Linked DNA regions of Homo sapiens: regions 1 and 2 are each linked to region 3. The links are chromatin contacts, found by Hi-C or POLR2A ChIA-PET in ENCODE. All regions are on one chromosome and are shown on one strand. Each heading gives the region's core, a stretch centred on a gene start or an enhancer-like site at or near the end of the contact. The rest is flanking DNA. Distances are from core to core; before and after follow the strand shown. Region 1 overlaps RERE (arginine-glutamic acid dipeptide repeats). Region 2 overlaps RERE (arginine-glutamic acid dipeptide repeats). Region 3 overlaps RERE (arginine-glutamic acid dipeptide repeats).

Region 1 (3,712 bases), core at 428-2,927, 130 kb after region 3:
GAGAATCACTTGAACCTGGGAGGTGAACGCTGCAGTGAGCTGAGACTGCGCCACTGCACTCCAGCCTGGTGACAAGAGTTAGACTCCATCTCAAAAAAAAAAAAAGGAAAAGAAAACATAATAAAACAGCCTCACGCTATGTTCACTGGAAAATTTATATGCATGTATATGTTTTATAAGTTATAGAAGCCCATAAGAATTCCAATAGTTCAGGGGAAAAAAAAAGAAAAAAAAAAAACTAAACTTGAGCTATATACCGATGTCTACCCACTAAAATTACTAAAACTATAGCCAGGAATACTTGTTTGGTTTCGTGCCCCTCTCCTTTACAAGGGAGGTAGAAAGCAAGGTGGAGAGACACCCAACAGTCACTTCCGTTTTAAAAAACAAAAACAAAACCAAAAAACTTACACACAGCAGATTTTTCTGGCTAGTATTGGCCAATCTTTCTCTTGACAGTATTAAGTGCTATCCTTTGTGTTAACAGTCCCATGCATTTAATTTATTGGTTTAAAAGAAATATTTCTTCATCTGATTAAAAAAAAAATCAATCTGACTTTTCTGTCTTGTAATTAAAACAAACTATCAATACAATGGATAGGGGGCAATTTCTCTGAACCAGGAGCTGTTCCAGACACTGGGGACAAAAAGGTGAATGAAACACAGCCCCTTCTCTTAATCTAGCTAAGAGGACAGACACGTACAGAGGCATGATGTGAGAATGATGCTGGCTGACAGTGCCTCTCAGGCAGAAGCGAGAGATGACTGGAAGTGGGAGGTGGAGAGGAGAGGCTCACTTTTATTTTTCATTTCAATGTATACCTTAATATTTTTAACATCCATTTTTGGAATTACATGTTTTACAACTTCATTAATAGAGTTCAGAGGCACAAGATTTTGGCTCTAAGTTTACATATAACTAAGTAGTACTACCATAATTATCACAAGCTGGTAAATAAACAAGATGGCCTCAATGTGCCAAGGGCACATTTATGCCAAACAAAGGCAAAGTCACTTCATGGCAAGCTGTATTTACACTGATGGTTTCTGAGTGGCAATAACTGAAAGAAAAGCAACAGGAAAACCGAGTCATTACAAGGAATCCAGCCGTCTACACAAACCAGGCACCATCCCAGCATCCAAGAACATGGGCCATAAGGAAGCAGTAACAGTTACATCACAAGCGGCTACTTATTTCACAACATCATCGCCCAGTCTATTAAATTAATGTTGGTAGTCAGAACTTTATTGGTTTTGTAGTTTGGTTTGAAATTAATTTATAAACTGCCTTTTATAGCTGCATTAGGGATATAAGCACACAAATTATACCTAATTTGTGTATTGGGGAAGGGAGGAAATTAAGTAATATAGAAGAACACAAAAACTATTTTTGAAGTAAACATACTCAAGTTTCAAAAACATGAAAGACCCTGGAACTGCATCAGAAGTTCCACATCCTCAACGTAAGCAACATAAGGAGGAGACCCTGTCTTTACAAAAAATTTTAAAATTAGCAGGGCATGGTGGCCCGTGCCTGTAGTCCCAGCTACTCAGGAGGTTGAGACAGAGAGGCCGAGGCTGTAGTGAGCCCTGAACATGCCACTGTACTCTAGGTGGGTGACAAAGCGAGACCCTGTCTCAAAAAAAAAAAAAGAAAAGAAAAAAGAAGAAGTTCCACATGCTGCAAAGGACAAGATCAGATCTACTTTTACACTAGTTACTGGAGTTGGGGACAAGCCTTCATTTGCTAATGCTGGCCATCCATCAGAATCTCCTGAGAAGTGCTTCAAAGGAGTATGGATTCCTGGGTTTGACTCTGGAACAAATGAATCAGTATTCTCATCTTACATGTGAAGACAGTGGGACTCTGAAAGATTAAGTCACCTGATCGTACAACTAGTCAATGGGTAACCAACATGATTCAAACCGATACTATGATTTTAACAGTAAAAACGTGAGGTTTTTTAACTACCTCCATGATCTGGGGGAAGGGTATACTGCAGTTCCCTGAACTACTCTTTCAACTTCTCTGTAAGTCTGAAATTATTTTCAAATAGAAAGTTAAAAACAAAAACTAAAAAGAATAGACAGCAGGCTGAGACGTGTTAAGAGGTAGAGGTGGGATAGGAAATGGAAAAGGATGAGGCAGAGGCCTCTGAAAGGAGGGCAGAGGCAGAGCTCCATCTCCACACAGAGGAGGTCGGCTGGTTTTCAGTTTTGTTTTGTTGTGGGGGAAGAGGAGGTACCAGTCAATAGCAAGCTGAGGAGTTTAAAAAAAGAAGGAAGGAAGGAAGGAAGGAAGGGAGGGAGGGAGGGAGGGAGGGAGGAAGGAAGGAAGGAAGGAAGGAAGGAAGGAAGGAAGGAAGGAAGGAAGGAAGTCCACATATCTGTAAGGTGGGCAATAAAGGAACGATCTTTCTGTATTTCTCTACATTACAAATTCAAACTAGCATTTACGAACTTGCCAAAAAAAAACCTGTTTATGTTTATAGAGAAATGCATTCTGAAGTCCAAACAACTGACCACACAACAATTTCTAAACCCTTCCACTACTACATAAAACATCTGCTTCTGTGCTAAACTTTTGTAAGGCACAGTTTCTGCTTCAAGAAAATCTGTGATGCTTGGAATTGAGGTTTATCTTACTGAAGAAAAATCTGAAGAAAAGTGTTTGCCACCCATACAGCTGATAATTTTTTGTAATCCTAATGGATCAGTGGGAAATTGTACCACGAAATCTCTTGTCAGTCAATATAACAATGTCTCTAACTAATTTCAGTAAAGTGAAATCTACAGTTATTCCCTTGAAAAACAGGACAAATCAACTCTTTCCCAACTTTTTTCTTTTTTTTCCCGCAAGACGGAGTCTCGCTCTGTCGCCCAGGTTGGGGTGCGATGGCATGATCTCACTGCAACCTCCACCTCCCTGATTCAAGCAATTCTCCTGCTTCAGCCTCCCAAGTAGCTGGGACTACAGGCACATGCCACCATGCCCTGCTAATTTTTTGTATTTTTAGTAGAGATGAGGTTTCATCGTGTTATCCAGTATGGTCTCAATCTCCTGACCTTGTGATCCACCTGCCTCAGCCTCCCAAAGTGCTGGGATTACAGATGTGAGCCACTGAGCCTGGCCTTCCCAACTTACTTTAAGAGGTAACTAAAGGACGGGTGCGGTGGCTCACCCCTGTAATCCCAGGGTGATTGGATTGGGAGGCTGAGGCGGGTGGATCACCTGAGGTCAGGACTTCGAGACCACCCTGGCCAATGTGGTAAAACCCCATCTCTACAAAAAATACAAAAATTAGCCAGGTGTGGTGGCACGTGACTGTAATCTCAGCTACTTGGGAAGCTGAGGCAGGAGAATCACCTGAATCCGGGAGGCAGGTGATCATGCCAAAATCATGCCATTGCACTCCATCCTGGGCAACAGAGCAAGACCCCATCTCCAAAAAAAAAAAAAAAAAAAAAAAAAACCCCTAAAAAAAGTGATAATAGATTATCTCCATTACTGGCAGCAGAAAACAAATTTAAGTGTTAAATACCAAACTTTTTTTTTTTTTTTTTGAGACAGCGTCTCACTCTGTCACCCAGGCTGGAATACAGTGGCATGATTATAGCACACTGCAGCCTCAGCCTCCTGGGCTCAAACAATCCTCCCACCTCAGCCCTAAAAGTAGCAGATAACTTTTGAATTTTTTGTAGAAACAAGGTC
Region 2 (4,105 bases), core at 564-3,063, 100 kb before region 3:
TCTTTAAGACACAAGATTATCTGTTCCTATGGCTAAACAAATATTTTAACATGAATACAGAAGGAGCAGCTAAATAATCTCTACACAATGCCTTAACTCTCGGTGCTAATGTGCAATTAGAGTCAGAATGTTGTTCCCCTGCTTAAACTTTTGTTTGAAAAAATGCCCCACAGTGAGCATCTGGCTCCTTCTTTGGTGGTCCACGTAAAGGGGATGAAGAAATCCACCCCTTCCTTACTGAAGTGGAGAGATCTAAAACTTTTTTTTAAGGTATGTTTTTTCAGGGAGAAATCCCAGCAAGCAACAAATAATAAAAAACAAGGCCTCAAATTATGTAGGGCAGAGAGGGAGAAAGAAGCATGGTGTAGAGCTGCTTCCTAAACCCGGGCCCAGAGAGTGACCCAGGCCATGAGGAAAGAGCTGTGGCCCTGAGAGCCGGTCCCAGGAAGTCTGCATGCGACGCTGTCCCCTGAAGAGCTGCCCTAACTGGAGTGCTCCAACGCTGCTGCCGAGTGCAGTCAGGAACATTTCCTGGCATGGAATCCTATGCGAGTCATTCTTTCCTTTCCCTCCCCAACGATTCAAGGGCTGGATCTGACAACTGTTCAGAACATCTGAGGTGAGAAGCCGGGCACTGGGCAGAACCAGCAGCGATATTCAGGAGCAGCCACCTTCTACAGATCTTTTTCCAGGAGGCAACCGGTTGTCTTCCAGTAACAACTCTGGTAATTAAAGCACTGTTCTCCTGGGCTCCTTCTTTTGTTAACCAACCGAATCCTCTAATCCCTAAAGGAGCCTGGCACTGTCAGCGGGCTCTGCTGCTAATCGTTAAATATCACCTCTGTGGTCTCTGAGTGCAGCAGGGAGAATGATGATCTGCTTGAAGGCACACGCAGAGAAGTGGAATTCTGAAATCTCAGCCTCCTACGTTCAAGAGGCCGAAGGGCTCTGATCTAAACCGCCACCCACGAGGAAGCCCACAGTGAGGAGGCAGCTGCCTCCAGGCAAGGCAGTCCCTCGGTGCCACCTCCAGATCCTCTTCTGGGGAAAGGCAAAGGGAAAGGAGGGAAGTACGTGAAGGTCTTGTGGCTTTAACTTGTAAATAGGTGGGGCCAGTCTAAGACACTCATGAAGATGTTCCTTACCCAGGCACCTTTTTATAACATTTTAAAAAATCAGTTAAAAAAAATTTTTTTTTTACCACTACATTTACCACTCCATTTGTACAGTGCAAAGGAACTGCAATAGCTCAAGATTTCTGCCAACACTGAACACTGTAATGAGATTTCCTAAGCTCTGTGTTGTTCTGGTGGATGAACTCAGCCATTTGCTAATCCCACCCTGGCCCCACACCTCCACTCAGACGTCTGGACCTGAGGTCCTGCCACAGCTCTTCCCTGGGCCGGCCCTCCCATGCTGCACACAGACCAGGTGAGTCTTCCCAAAGCCCCGCTAGTACCTTGCCACTTCTTCTCCAAACGGTCAAAGGTTCCTCAGGGCCTAAGGAACAAAGGCCCAGCTGCTTGACTACTTCTTCTGAGACTTTCTCTGTGTTACCGGAAGACTTTTCTACCATATTCCTTTCTACCATATTCCCCCGCCTCACGGCCTTTGGCTTATGTCAAACACAATGGCCAGTTTTCTGTTCCTCAGCACTCTCCTGCCTGCTGGGTGAGCCCCTGAGCCCCATACCACCCCCACCTCCTCCTCTGTCCAGGCCCTGTAGTCCTCCTCATCACTCAGGACTCAATTCATCACATTTGCTGCCTTCTTCTCCATGAAGCCTTCCCTTCACTTCACTCCCCCACCACTGGATGGCATCATACAGGTTTCACTCCTACATCTTTTCATTCCCGCCTCTGTGCTGGCACAGACAGGCTTCCCTGTGCTGTAACCATACATGGGCCCACCCAACTTGCCAAAGTACGTGCTATCTCATCTGTGAGTACCCCACAGGTCTAAGACAACATCTTGAATAAGTATTCAGTAAACATCTGATGAAATGATTATTTCTGGAGAATTAAAATTCACCTGAAATTAAAAGGATAAAACTTTTGAGAAATGGATACCGAATTGCCACTTTCTTATTTTGCCATGTAAGGTCATTAGAAGTAACTGCCTCCTGATCTCATCATTATTTTGTAAAAGAAATGACATTTTATCTCCAAAAAAGTAAACAGAAAAAGTTCTTTGATTACATTTACTGTTAGGAAAAATGGCTACATTTATTTCTTATGGGCCAGTGAAAACGCAATCCACATGCCGATGTTTGGAAGTGGCTGCTCTGAAGGTGAGTATCATGGAATGGTGGCTTAGGAAGCCACTGAAAATGCTTCCTCACTCAGCAGCCACTGAAAATGCTTCCTCGCTCAGCAGCCACTGAAAATGCTTCCTCGCTCAGCAGCCACTGAAAATGCTTCCTCGCTCAGCAGCCACTGAAAATGCTTCCTCACTCAGCAGCCACTGAAAATGCTTCCTCACTCAGCAGCCACTGAAAATGTTTCCTCACTCAGCAGCCACTGAAAATGCTTCCTCACTCAGCAGCCACTGAAAATGCTTCCTCACTCAGCAGCCACTGAAAATGTTTCCTCACTCAGCAGCCACTGAAAATGCTTCCTCACTCAGCAGCCACTGAAAATGCATCCTCACTCAGCAGCTTTATTTACAAACAAGCAAACAACATTTTACTATGAAATCTACAATAACTAAGCTAAGCCATATCTTTTTATATCTTAATATATATTTATCTTTTACATATACTTTATCTTCATCTTTATTTATATTTTATCTTCACAGACTCCCAAATAGATAAACCTTCATTTTCCCTGCTTTACAAATGAGGCAACTGAAGCACAGTGAGATGAAGCCATGTGGCCAAGCTCAGTTTCAATGAAGTCTAACGCCCTTAACCTTAGACTCTGCTGTGCTGCTGCTCTAAAACGTTTGACCATCATGGTTTAAAGCACTAAGAGGAAATAGCCATCTAGATTTTTTTAAGTGAGGGGGGCAAATTTGGGCTATCTTTGATCTCTGGAATCTCTGGAGTTCAACGCAATAGCATCTTAATCTTCATACCTGGACCTTCGCAGTTATGGCTGAGGAGCACAAAATATCCCTGTGCCTCCTGGTAATAACAGGATGCCAGCCTTCCCAGCTCAGGGTAGAGCCCCCATCCCAGCACCCATGGACTACAGAACTGCACCTGCTTGAAGCAACTTCAGGGGCACACAAATCAGAAGCACATTTGGTAGCCATGAGTGAAGATTTAGAATTATGCACATGTCTATAGAAACGCTTTCTGCTTCCTATACCAAGAACAACCTCTATGACGACATGAGACAGACGCTGGGAGCCTACAACCATGAACCCTCCCCACCTCACTACCTACTTACCATACCTCACACCACCCACCAGCTTCTGATACAGGAGAAGCCCTCTGGCCTACTTTTGGCTCTAGGCAACATATGTCCCAGAAATGTGCCAATAAGTGGCCTTCACCTGCCTCTTGATCCAAAAGCAGTGATGCCTGAGTCTAGATAAGGTAGAGTCCCTAAAGAGATACGGGCTCTGCCCAAAAAAAGATGTTTGCATACACCTACTATACAAAGCATCTTTCCAAACTGCTTCCAGCTAGAAGTATCTATTTAAATCAGTGGTTCTGAACTGCGGCTCAAAACCGTACAGGTGTTGGAGGGATCCCAGGGTGGGTCTGCTGAACCTCTATGACCTTGTTGCTACCCACTGCAAGCAGATCTATTAAAAAAAATTATATTCATTGATCAAGCAATAGATAACTATTGGTTTCCTTGTTTGTTTGTAAATAAAGCTGCTGAGTGAGGAAGCACTGACAGTGGCCTAACTTCAACTTAATTAAAAAATAATAGTAATTAAAATAATTTAAAAATAAATAAATAACAGATTTGGAAACCACTCATTTGAAGGCAAAGATTGAGGCCACTGCAAAACAGTCTAAAGCTCAGGCTGAACTGAAAGACTCCCACGACATGAGGGGAATCACCCCGGCCTCTGGCCTGGAAGCCCTGGGCAGTTCCAACACAATTTCACTTACATGGAACCCACACACACAAGGGCCCCCTTGGAGGCT
Region 3 (4,135 bases), core at 219-2,718:
TAGATCAAATGGCATTGCATCTGGCAGTTTCTACTATGCCAAAGCATACTTTTCAAATATAGCCATTATAATAACTATATAAAAAGCCTACTTAAGTTAGACTGCATTCAGGCTAATTAAATAATTCCAGTCCATGAAGAACAATATTAGATATCAAAGTCTTTTGCTATGCAAAATATCTGTTTATACATCACAAGAAACTGTCAAAATAACTGAGAAAGGAAAAAAGTATTTGGAATAAATCTTAAAATTCTTCATATAGTTTTAATTAATTATTTCGACTATTAAGATAAGTGAGAAAGACCTTGCCGAAATATGTTCAAAACAAAATTTAAAAATTTCTTAGCCACGTGCAGTGGCTTACACCTGTAATCCCAGAACTTTGGGAGGCTGAAGTGGGCAGATCTCTTGAGGTCAGGAGTTCAAGACCAGCCTGGCCAACACGGTGAAACCCTGTCTCTACCAAAAACACAAAAATTAGCCGGGTGTGGTGGCGCGCACCTGTAATCCCAGCTACTTGGGAGGCTGAGGCAGGAGAATCGCTTAAACCTGGGAGGCGGAGGTTGCAGTTAGCCGAGACCGCGCCACTGCACGCCAGCCTGGGTGACAGAGCGAGATTCTGTCTTAAAAAAAAAAAAAAAAATTCTTGGCTGGGCGTGGTGGCTCACACCTGTAATCCCAGCACTTTGAGAGACCAAGGTGGGCAGGTCACTTGAGGTCAGGAGTTTGAGACCAGCCTGGCCAACATGGTGAAACCCTGTCTCTACTAAAAAGAAATACAAAAATTAGCCGGGCATGGTAGTGTGTGCCCATAATCTCAGCTACTCAGGAGGCTGAGGCAGAAGAATCTCTTGAACCCAGGAGGCGGAAGTTGCAGTGAGCCGAGATCACGCCACTGCACTCTAGCCTGGGCGAAAAGAGTGAGACTCTGTCTCAAGAGAAAAAAAAAAAAAGAAAAGAAAAATTTCTTATAACCATAATTCACAAATGTCAATACATTTTCATTTATACCTCCATCATCGATAACCTAGTGCCAAGTCAATATATATGAAACATGTAAATGTTAAAAAACTAGAATTGAAACTAAGAGCACAATATTTATTTTTATTTGGCCATTATCATTTCAAATAATGCTATTAGGTACCAGAGAGGCTAAAATTTGTCTGAATGGTCTTACGGGAGCAAAATTCAGGGATAATGGAAAAGACAAAGAATTTAACTGCAGAGGGTAGGGCTTGAGAGAAAGGTCTAGTTAATTTTCAGAAGGAAATATAGTTATTGAACCAATCTTCCCTCCCTCTTTCCATCACTTTCTGAAACTACAATGTTCCAGGAATTATGCGCCAGCCCTGGAGTCACATGGAAGAAAGGAGGGGGTCGCAACATTTGCTGAGCAGTGCACAGTGTGCTAGGAACTGTGTTAGGTCTTTATGATTTCATCATTCCACACACCTCTCTTCCACAGCCAGAGTACTAAAAATGAGGAAATGAAATCCAGAGGTTCAGTATGTTTCTCTAGGCCACTTCCCTAGCAAGTAGCAGCATGAGGATTCTAACATAAACCCATGTTCTAGGAAGATGTCCCTACCCTAGAATGTTGCTACTGGGGCAGTTTAGGACAGGCAATCTGGTGGGAGCAATGGGTACGGGGACTTTTTCCGCTGCAGTGACAAAGCAAGCACACTGTCTTTTCTTAACTTGGGGCTAGGGGATGAGGGTGGGTGGAGGAAAGGAGGGAGCCAGCAGCTCAGAAAAGAGGAAAGACACACATGTAAACAAACTAACAAAAAAATCCCCATCCATGAAAACACTCACAGTGCTAAATGAAAGCTGATGGGGATGACATTTGCTCAGTCTGGAAAATCTAAAATGCATTCACAGGGGAGGTTTTGAAAATCAACAACCAGTATAATATGATTAACTTGCCTATGCTTTATGAACAGCAACAACCACATAAAAAACACTATTCTAGGAGAAATAAGCAGTGCTATTATTGCAGTAAAAACAGGCTACACGAGGCAGGGCGGACCTGCGTCCTTCGCTTCTTTCGCTGTCACAGAAGAGGCTGAGGTAGGTCATTTTTGGAACTTTCCAGTATTCAACATTCCTTCACTTAACAAAGATTTTTTCAAAGGCAAAATATTATAGAATATTCTTCTAAAAAGGAATAAACAAATGGTAATAATGTTAATACATTAATTTAGAAAAATAAAAAAACAATAAAACCATTGAATTAAGCCACATTCCCCACGCCAAACACTAAATGAATGGCTCCTGCACAGGCTTCACTTACACTTTAGGGATTAAGGTTGTGCCTCTTAATTTTCAAGTCTCTGTGAAAGCTGAAGTTTATGCCACAGGTCTTTAAATGCAATTATGGATAATTAATCATTTACATAGTTAACATGTCTACAGCCTGACTTCTTTTTTTATAAATGCGAGATCAGCCACAGAATAGTAGAAAGGGAGGGTGCGGAGGGTGTAGGCTGCTTGCCGGGGCAGGAGGACTCCACAGACGCAGTCAATAATCTACTAAGAAGACTCAGCTTGAGGACCCACAATGAGTCTAACTCTGGCCACAGGGAGAAAAGCTCCTGGCACATTCGTGAACCTAGACTGTTTATGCTGCTTTTCTCAATAATTATTTGTCAGCTGAGAAAGACCTATGTCTGGCCACAAGTGGAAATGGTTCAGGACCACAAATGGAAACTAAAATATGTTTTCACTTACTCCTGGCATCCTCATAGCCTTGAAAACAGAAAAAAATTTGTGACATGAAACTGGGCAGAAGGCTGGAGGATGACATAAAAACCACAGGTCTAAGCATCTCACGTAGGCACTAGTGAACCTACTCATACATGCTAAATTGACCTAGAAAGTGTATGTGAAAGGCTTTCACACAAAAACACAAAATCAAGACCAGTTACATCAGTATTAAGAAACATTTACAGTAACTGCTTTAAATCCTACTTAGTAGAATTGAGGTACAGAAATAACTGCCCCCAATCCAAGGGCTCAGCAGTCTGAATCTCAGTGCTTTGTGATGAGTGATTCTAAGGTTATGCAAACAACAGTCCACCTAATATTTTTGGCAATGATAATGAAGTTATGGAACAACGAAGACCGAAGAGGCATACACTGATGCATATAAAGCTCCAGAGTTGGGAAAATATACAAGCGACTGTACTTTCTAAAAACTTCAGCCAAGAACACAGCTTTAGTAACTAAGAAATAAGCAAAAAGCCTCTGGGCAACCAAAACAGTGTCCCCAAAAGCCAAAGGCCCTGGAGAGCCAGGAAGCTCCCACTCTGAGCTTTAGACACTTAGTTACCTCACAATTCTAGCTTTCCCAATCTAATAACAGGTCTCAAAAGAAAAAATCAGAAAGACTGTATGATTTCAAAAGAGAAGAGCAGCAGCAGACAGCCTGACTGTGGGAGACACAAAAATTTAGCAACTATTATGCAAACCAAAGAGCTCAAACTCTAACAGTTGCACATTCTTTTGTTAACGGACACCAGTAATGATCACTCAGAGGCATCGAGTAAAGGTGGACTTGACTTGAGAAGATATGAAAATGTATTCCTCCTCATTTCTAAAATGGAAGAAAAAAAGTAAAGAAAGAAGAAAAGGAGGAGAAGAGCCAGTTTTCCTAAAAATGCTGGGATAACTAGTACTCCAAAGTGCTGCAGTGGCTGGAATACACAGCCCAACAAATACCAGGTGTGGGGAGAAGGCAGGCCACTCAACAAATAGGGGAGCAGGAAGGACAGGAGTGGGGCGCCCCAGTGTCATTACCTATGAACCCCAGAAAGTTGCTGGGTAAGGGGGAAACATCCAAGATTCTGGAGGACAGGGCTGGCCAGGACAACACAGGTTGTCAGAGTCCAGTGGGGCTGGGCTCTGGGCAGGGCTGTGGAACTGAAGCTAAAACAGACACCAGAGACTTGAAAAAGCTACAGCTTCAAGGATTGCCTGAGTTTATCCCAGGCCAGCTCAAAGACCAACCTTAAAACAACACAACTTGCCCACAAGGGTCACTAATGAGCAACACCTTCCCTACTCTATCAGGCCCAGGCTAGGACTGGTGCAGGCTGGACCCAGAGTTTTGAGGGGCTAGGGTAGTGGCTGAGGA

What was found. A loop is a pair of places that touch in the nucleus more often than their neighbours do. ChIA-PET counts read pairs that join two places held with the same protein, here RNA polymerase II (POLR2A). Pooled maps may share reads with other maps.
Region 1: a map with no recorded cell type shows a loop between it and region 3 (7-fold over the local background). The contact joins two enhancer-like sites. A Hi-C loop is called at or near these places in 1 of 168 maps with a recorded cell type or tissue (A673), 5 of 37 single-sample maps with no recorded cell type and 11 of 50 pooled maps. POLR2A ChIA-PET finds 5 or more read pairs at or near these places in 4 of 52 experiments (GM12878, Panc1, WTC11 and 1 more).
Region 2: a pooled map shows a loop between it and region 3 (2.4-fold over the local background). The contact joins two enhancer-like sites. A Hi-C loop is called at or near these places in 5 of 50 pooled maps. POLR2A ChIA-PET finds 5 or more read pairs at or near these places in 5 of 52 experiments (BJ, activated CD8-positive, alpha-beta T cell, activated T-cell and 1 more).

Annotation. Positions count from the first base shown.
Region 1 is chr1:8,602,299-8,606,010 of GRCh38, forward strand. All of the region lies in intron 4 of RERE (arginine-glutamic acid dipeptide repeats), which reads right to left. Among named protein-coding and RNA genes, the nearest start is that of SNORD128, 110 kb to the left of the region's middle. RefSeq lists enhancers at 1,682-1,781, 2,092-2,231. Within about 2 kb of position 1,678, at least 5 of the 41 ENCODE cell types and tissues checked have a DNase peak (open chromatin) inside an H3K27ac peak, as active enhancers do.
Region 2 is chr1:8,373,181-8,377,285 of GRCh38, forward strand. The region is part of intron 12 of RERE (arginine-glutamic acid dipeptide repeats); the gene reads right to left. Among named protein-coding and RNA genes, the nearest start is that of RERE-AS1, 49 kb to the right of the region's middle. RefSeq lists a silencer at 329-623 and an enhancer at 491-1,183. Within about 2 kb of position 1,814, at least 31 of the 41 ENCODE cell types and tissues checked have a DNase peak (open chromatin) inside an H3K27ac peak, as active enhancers do.
Region 3 is chr1:8,474,748-8,478,882 of GRCh38, forward strand. The region is part of intron 10 of RERE (arginine-glutamic acid dipeptide repeats); the gene reads right to left. Among named protein-coding and RNA genes, the nearest start is that of SNORD128, 18 kb to the right of the region's middle. Within about 2 kb of position 1,469, at least 3 of the 41 ENCODE cell types and tissues checked have a DNase peak (open chromatin) inside an H3K27ac peak, as active enhancers do.